Linked DNA regions of Mus musculus: region 2 is linked to region 1. The links are chromatin contacts, found by Hi-C or POLR2A ChIA-PET in ENCODE. All regions are on one chromosome and are shown on one strand. The core of a region is the stretch at or near the end of the contact, and the rest is flanking DNA. Distances in the headings are between cores, read along the strand shown.

The links. A loop is a pair of places that touch in the nucleus more often than their neighbours do. ChIA-PET counts read pairs that join two places held with the same protein, here RNA polymerase II (POLR2A).
Region 2: a loop to region 1 is called in a map of heart, with 3 times the contacts of the local background. The contact joins the promoter of Il6 here to the promoter of Lmbr1 in region 1. A Hi-C loop is called at or near these places in 1 of 37 maps with a recorded cell type or tissue (heart). POLR2A ChIA-PET finds 5 or more read pairs at or near these places in 1 of 5 experiments (Patski).

What each region holds. Positions count from the first base shown.
Region 1 is chr5:29,376,138-29,380,061 of GRCm38, forward strand. It overlaps Lmbr1 (limb region 1), which reads right to left and starts at 2,253. Exons shown (of 17, transcript NM_020295.3): 1 at 1,990-2,253. The coding sequence starts at 2,055.
Region 2 is chr5:30,011,383-30,015,306 of GRCm38, forward strand. It overlaps Il6 (interleukin 6), which reads left to right and starts at 1,732. Exons shown (of 5, transcript NM_031168.2): 1 at 1,732-1,828; 2 at 1,994-2,178; 3 at 3,450-3,563. The coding sequence starts at 1,810. All of the region lies in intron 1 of A230098N10Rik (a long non-coding RNA gene), which reads right to left.

The DNA of each region.
Region 1 (3,924 bases), core at 1,003-3,502:
ACCTATATCTATACCTACTACTATATTGCTAACTGAAAACCATATTAAACTAACTCCTAATGACTTATTGTTAAACCCAGAGATTAGTGCATCTTTTCACCTTCATCAGAGATGCTTTCTGTGTAGAGACCCAAAATGGCCAAGGTACAAAGAATATGAGGCTACAGAATGAATGCTCAGCCCTAAATAGGAATTCTGTATCATTCCCCTCTTCCTGAGATTTAAAACAATTGTGGAAGAGGGGGCAAAACGATTGTAAGAGCCAGAAGCAGTGGATGTCCATATAGAACCAGTGTTTTCCAGTTATGACAGGGTTTCCAGTTATGGCAGCTATACAAATGAACTGAGGGTGGTTTTTAACAATGCATACAAAACCTGGGCAAGCCCAAGTCAGTCAAAAATCTCAGTATGAAGAAAGAAGTAAACATGAAGACCCACCCCTATCTGAGGAGTTATTGACAACTGACAGCTGCTAAAAAAGAGTCAGTTTTTTTTTTAAAGTGCGCTACTCATAGGTCAACCATAACCTCCGATAAATGCCCACACACCCAAGCATGGAAAGGCAGCACAAATTTGATTCAAATGGTTTAAAAAAAAAAAAGTCATGAAGTTGGGAATGTGGAGAGAGGTCCGGGAGGGGCTGGGGAGGGATGAATGTGCTCAAAATACATTGTATGAAATAATCAAAGAAGTAATAAAAATAAAAATTAACCAACTACATTGTACTAAACTCTATCAACTCAGATTTAATGCATCTCCTCTTACTTCAGTATGACTCGGCAAGCCAGTTCTCAGTTTTCAAAATCAGTAACTGCACAAACTGAACCAGAATGTTTCCCTCAAACCAAGGGTGTGACTGAGAGGGGAACGTGAACTAGAAGAGAGGTGAATGCAAATATGTAACTTGAACATACTTTGCAGAGTTATGGGGACACAAACTAATTCTTTTACAATAGTGTAGGGCATCCTGAAAGGCACTCATCAAAAGAGACCTTAGGGAGCCAAGCTGGCTTCCTGACCTGCTAGAAACAGCAGGATGAAAGGGGTCCATCCTTTCCAGAGCAGTTGTTTGACAGCACTGTAGGTTCCTGCTCTCGCCCTTCCTACGAAAGACTTGTCTACACTCCTCGGGAAGTTTTTAACTCTGTCCTGGATAGAGGGGTTTAGAGAGGGTGTGAGTATAGGGAGATGCGGGTGGGAGGCCAGAGCCACTGCAGGGCTGGAAGCTTGGGAAGCCAGGTGTCTGTACTTACAGCTGAGCCACAGCAAGCTCAGCCCAGATACCAGGTACCACGCCCGGCTAGAAGAAAAGAGGCAGCCACCCATCACCCTATACCCTCAGTTAGCAGGAGATGCGGGATAAACTCAGGTGAAGATGGTGAAGCAGATGATAAAGGTGCAGATGAGTTGAATGGACGCATAGGGAGAGTATAGGAGAAATGGACGCAGGTTAAGTGTAGGTGACTGAGGAGGTCCGATGATGACGGGCTACAAGTGTTGGGAGGAGAGCCGAACTCAGGTGACCAGAGGTGGGCACAGGTGACTGGAAGCGGGCAGAAATGATAGGAGGGAGCTCAGGGAAAGGGAGGAGCACAGGTGACGCAGCGGAAGGAAGACATAGGTACGGGGTGGTGGGTGGGTATAAAGGTGACAGGAGAAAGATAGGAAGTTAGAATGAAGGGGAGGGAACATAGGTAAGGAGAGGACAGAAAGGAGGGGAGAGAACGCTGGTGGCGCGAGGGAGACCTACAAGAGGAGAGAGCAGTAGGGTGACAGAGCAGGAGGTGACAGAGGTGAGAAGATGGGGAGCAGGTGAACGGGTCTCAAGTGATGCGGGGCGTCGGAGTCAGTCTGCAGCAGACCCAGTGGGGTGCTGGAAGGCCAACATGCGTGAAGGGTCCGGGAAGAAACTATGGGACCGTGCTGGTCTACGCTGCGCTCCTGGGTCCAACGCGCGGCGCAGCACCAGGGAACCGCCCGACCACGCACCGTGGACTCTCGCACTTGGCTGTGGAAGTGCTGCTCCCGCGCCGACACCTCGTCCTGCCCTTCCATCCTCCTTTCATACCCACCGCAGGGCCGCCCGCGTCTGCGCGCTCCGCCGCACCATTGCCCGCGGGCGGCGGGGCTATACAGTCTCTCGTGGCCGGACAGAAACGCCACCTAGACCGCAGCAGGATCGGAAAACGCCGCCTGAGCTCAGGGAGAAGCGGTTCAAGATACAAGAGGCGGGGAATGGCCACAGCCTGGGCGGGGCTTGAGGTCGGGGCGGGACTTGTGCGTCACTCTGAGAGCGCCGTACGTCAGAGAAGAGCGCCTCTGCGCGTGGGGCGCTGGGCCGAAGGTCGCTAGGCGCCTTGGAGAGAGACTGGAGGAACGGGGGCGGGGTTTTTAGGGTCCTGGACTGAAGTGGCCTTCTGACGCGTGCTGCAGCAGGACATAAATCTCGGAGCTGGGCCTGAAGTGTTGTGGTCCAGCCTTGTTAGTCATTGCCCAGAGTAAGGGCGGGCCGAAGCTCCAGGCAGGGGATGAGGTCTAGAGGCGGAAGCCCTGGTGCGAACGGGATTTGGAGATCCGGGCACAGGTGCACCCGCCCTCACTTGTTTATTGAAGCTTTTGGATCACCCCGGGGCTTTTGGATCACGCCTTGCTCCACCCTTGTTCTCAGAATCTGAGTTTAGCACTGGGCTCGACCAACCTTAAAGACCTAGGGCCTACTACGGAAAATTTCTCTCCCAAGCAAGTGCAAAGCGGGAAAGCCGTTGCAGCTTAGCACTCTGAAGTCCTTCTGCCTCTGCGGAGATAGGAGAGCCGCTGTCCTGGAGAACTGAGATAGCCTAGGGCCCCCAGGTCTGAAGATGGGCTCTGATGGTTAATGATCCTCTGTAGGCCTTAAACAACGCCCTTGATATGAGGCACGACTAAGTATGCCAACACAGCCATTTCCCTTCATTATGCAATTTTTGTTTTAAAATTGGAATTTAAAGGAGTATTTGGTTGGTTGATTTGGATTTTCTAGACAGGGTTCTCTATGCAGTCCTGGTTGTCCTGAAACTCAAGAGATCCGACTGCCTCTGCTTCCGGGGAGTCATGATTAAAGGCCTGGGCCAAAACAGCTGGAATTAAAAGGATTATTTGCAATTTTGATTCTGGGTTCATTTGGTAGAAGAGCCTGGGGAACCTGAGTCTTGCTCCCAGCGTGTGTTCCCGATACAGCAGGCTCATCAGTCAGCAACAACGTGTCTGAATTCAAACCAGTTTGCCTTTGACGTGTCTTTAAATGTCTCAGCCCTAAAGAACAAGGAAAAAGACCTTTTTCCTGGACAACCGCGTTCTGGGAGCTAGGTTAAATACCCACCTGAACTGATCTGGATGATTCCTGGGCTAATCTGTCCAAATCAAAGGATAAACACATCAGCTTTTGAGGTGTGTAGCTCTGGGGCAGATATTCCAGAAAGTATTTCACATCTTTCCAATTGAATACTGCAACCATTTAAACCCTTACATTTCTGTTGCAGGGCTATTCATGGAAGCTTACCCAGCTTTCATTCAGTTTTATTTGTTTCATTTTCTTTGGCACTTTTAAACTTAGCCAAGATAACCAACTTCAAAAATGGACACCACTCCCCTGCCAAGCACTGTAAGACTCCAGGGAGCCTTAGCTTACCGAGGACCCCCTGAGTGAACCACGTGGAATTTATTTATTTATTTTGTTTGTTTGTTTTTCGAGACAGGGTTTCTCTGTGTAGCCTTGGATGTCCTGGAACTCACTCTGTAGACCAGGCTGGCCTCGAACTCAGAAATCCGCCTGCCTCTGCCTCCTGAGTGCTGGGACCAAAGGCATGCGCCACCACACCTGGCGCAATCGGAATTTATTGTTCCAGTGCACTGGGATCGTCCCAGACCCGAAGGAGAGGTGACGAC
Region 2 (3,924 bases), core at 482-2,981, 630 kb after region 1:
AAGGCTCAAGGGCACTAAAAGTAAAACCATCCTGCTTCCTCTCCCCATTTTCATTTTCACCTAAAATCCCCTAGTCCCTTTGTGAAGACCAGGGCTTCACACGGTGAAAGAATGGTGGACTCACTTCTTTCAATAGGCTGACCTAGTATGTACACTAAGTCCACCCATGTTTTAACTTTCTTCCTAGTTTATTCCCCTTCTGATTTCTTCACAAGAATCAACCGGCTTTTCATTTTAATCTACTCTAATCGCCTGTGTGTTTACACTGGGTTACATTCTTTAGAGTGTACTTATATTCTCCTTTTGCATTCTCAATATAAATTAATCTGCTAGATATAAAGCTGTTCTCTTTATTTTAGTGTAATTTTTTTCTTCACATTGAATTCTAGGAGAAACTATGCTAGTGATATATAATTCTTGAACTATTAAACATGGGAGCATAAGAAAACAAGAATCTTAAGGCAATCTGCAGAGTGAAGAAGCTGATTGTGATCCTGAGAGTGTGTTTTGTAAATGGTTTTGGATTTTATGTACAGAGCCTACTTTCAGCCTGGAATCATTCTGAATGCTAGCTAGATATCTGGAGACAGGTGGACAGAAAACCAGGAACTAGTCTGAAAAAGAAACTAACCAAAGGGAAGAAGTCTGTTTAAGTTTGACCCAGCCTAGAAGACTTGAGCATTGGAGGGGTTATTCAGAGTGAGACGTACCACCTTCAGATTCAAATCCTGTCATCCAGTAGAAGGGAGCTTCAAACACAAGCTAGCTAAGATACAATGAGGTCCTTCTTCGATATCTTTATCTTCCATATACCATGAATCAAAGAAACTTCAACAACATGAGGACTGCAACAGACCTTCAAGCCTCCTTGCATGACCTGGAAATGTTTTGGGGTGTCCTGGCAGCAGTGGGATCAGCACTAACAGATAAGGGCAACTCTCACAGAGACTAAAGGTCTTAACTAAGAAGATAGCCAAGAGACCACTGGGGAGAATGCAGAGAATAGGCTTGGACTTGGAAGCCAAGATTGCTTGACAACAGACAGAAGATATTTCTGTACTTCACCCACTTTACCCACCTGGCAACTCCTGGAAACAACTGCACAAAATTTGGAGGTGAACAAACCATTAGAAACAACTGGTCCTGACAAGACACAGGAAAAACAAGCAATATGCAACATTACTGTCTGTTGTCCAGGTTGGGTGCTGGGGGTGGGAGAGGGAGTGTGTGTCTTTGTATGATCTGAAAAAACTCAGGTCAGAACATCTGTAGATCCTTACAGACATACAAAAGAATCCTAGCCTCTTATTCATGTGTGTGTGTGTGTGTGTGTGTGTGTGTGTGTGTGTGTGTGTGTGTATGTGTGTGTCGTCTGTCATGCGCGCGTGCCTGCGTTTAAATAACATCAGCTTTAGCTTCTCTTTCTCCTTATAAAACATTGTGAATTTCAGTTTTCTTTCCCATCAAGACATGCTCAAGTGCTGAGTCACTTTTAAAGAAAAAAAAGAAGAGTGCTCATGCTTCTTAGGGCTAGCCTCAAGGATGACTTAAGCACACTTTCCCCTTCCTAGTTGTGATTCTTTCGATGCTAAACGACGTCACATTGTGCAATCTTAATAAGGTTTCCAATCAGCCCCACCCACTCTGGCCCCACCCCCACCCTCCAACAAAGATTTTTATCAAATGTGGGATTTTCCCATGAGTCTCAAAATTAGAGAGTTGACTCCTAATAAATATGAGACTGGGGATGTCTGTAGCTCATTCTGCTCTGGAGCCCACCAAGAACGATAGTCAATTCCAGAAACCGCTATGAAGTTCCTCTCTGCAAGTAAGTGAAGGCAGTTCCTTGCCCTCTGGCGGAGCTATTGAGACTGTGAGAGAGGAGTGTGAGGCAGAGAGCCAGCATTGTGGGTTGGCCAGCAGCCATCAGCTAGCAGCAGGCGCCCAACTGTGCTATCTGCTCACTTGCCGGTTTTCCCTTTTCTCCACGCAGGAGACTTCCATCCAGTTGCCTTCTTGGGACTGATGCTGGTGACAACCACGGCCTTCCCTACTTCACAAGTCCGGAGAGGAGACTTCACAGAGGATACCACTCCCAACAGACCTGTCTATACCACTTCACAAGTCGGAGGCTTAATTACACATGTTCTCTGGGAAATCGTGGAAATGAGAAAAGAGGTGGGTAGGCTGTGAAACTGATGAAGACCCAGTGTGGGCGTCCATTCATTCTCTTTGCTCTTGAATTAGAAATTCTCTGCTGGGATCTAGGGCCCTTAGGATTTGAAGCTAAAGGTCAGACTAGACTGTGTTCTCTCTTTCTCACCTCTTTGCTGGTTTTGAGTGGAGGTTGGGAAGGGGTTCCTTTCCTGTCTGGAAGATACAGAATGTGACTGCATTTCTAGAAAATTCACAGTGGGCCATTCTCTGTTCCAATTTAGCTATTGCTTCTTAGGTGGGGATTCCTTTTCCCTCATTATTCCTTTTTCCTTATCTCTTTGCCTTCATTTATCCCTTGAAGTCTACAAGGACCAGAAAGTGCTTTTTGGCTGAATGTAGTAAGTTCTGTGTGTGTGAAATCAGGATGCTCTAGGGTCAGCCCAGATAAGATGCATATTGTATAGAGCCCAATAAAGTGCTAACACACACACACACACACACACACACACACAACCTAGATTAGGCTGGGCATGGTGGTGGATGCCTCCCAGCACTTGGGAGGCACACGCAGGAAGATCTCTGTGAGTTAGAGGCCAGCTTGGTCTACATATTGAGTTCCAGGATATCCAAGACTACATTGAGAGATCCTTTCTCAAAAAAAAAAAAAAAAAAAAAAAAACAACAACAACAAACAAACAAACAAACAAGAAAAAAAAAACCCAACCAACCCTACCTAGATTAAAATATCTCCCATCTTTAAATGAAAAGTATTTTGACTCTGCTTGACAGAAAGGAAAAAAAAAATCACAAACAAGATTAATAGCCTAGGTCTGGGTGTGTAGAACCAACTTTGTAATCTTGGGAAAATCCTCAACTATTTAGTACTCTTTATCTGCATAATTATGGAGTTACAGATAATGGCACAGACCCTTCCAGATGGAATATTCTGTGACTTAAATTTATTTGCCCCAAGATATCATCAAAATTTCTGTCCTTTACCAAGTTCCTACTCTATGCTGGGCAGTTTTTATCGTTGAATCCTTGAGACAAATGTATAAGAGGGACATCAATAATTCTTTATTGAAACATAGGAAATACTTAGGAGAGTAACAAGCTTAAAGCCAAGGGACTGAGCCTAAGGGTGCATTTTTATTTATTGGGCTGCTTAGTAGGGTTCTAAGAAGGTATAGCTTCCCTTTTCTGTGTCCTGGCTATGAAAGAGCATGACTTGGCCCTCTAGTGGTGCTTGTTGTAAGAGGTGTTTAAGTGATTGCTCTGGTAATCTTTTGCAGTTGTGCAATGGCAATTCTGATTGTATGAACAACGATGATGCACTTGCAGAAAACAATCTGAAACTTCCAGAGATACAAAGAAATGATGGATGCTACCAAACTGGATATAATCAGGTAGAAACTTGTCACGTTTACTTTCAACAATTCTTCAAGGTTCTCTCTTGCACGTGATACCTGCATTTGTACAGTCCCAGTCAGGCAACAAAGATGGGGGGATACATCCAATACCACTTGGATGTAACTGGCCTGCAGTAGCTTGAATACAAAAGGAGATTGAGAGGTACCTCAGCAGCTGCTAGGGTGAGGGAAAGTTTACCAACCAGTGCTATAAATGTTCACTCAATCTATGTCCATCAGGAGCTAAATGTTTAAAGTCTCTATTCTCATCTTGGCTTTGAGGTGTTAGATGATTAAAAAAAAAACATTTTTTTTGTCTAAAAAAGTGGAAGAGTAGATATAAAACATGTTATGTAAA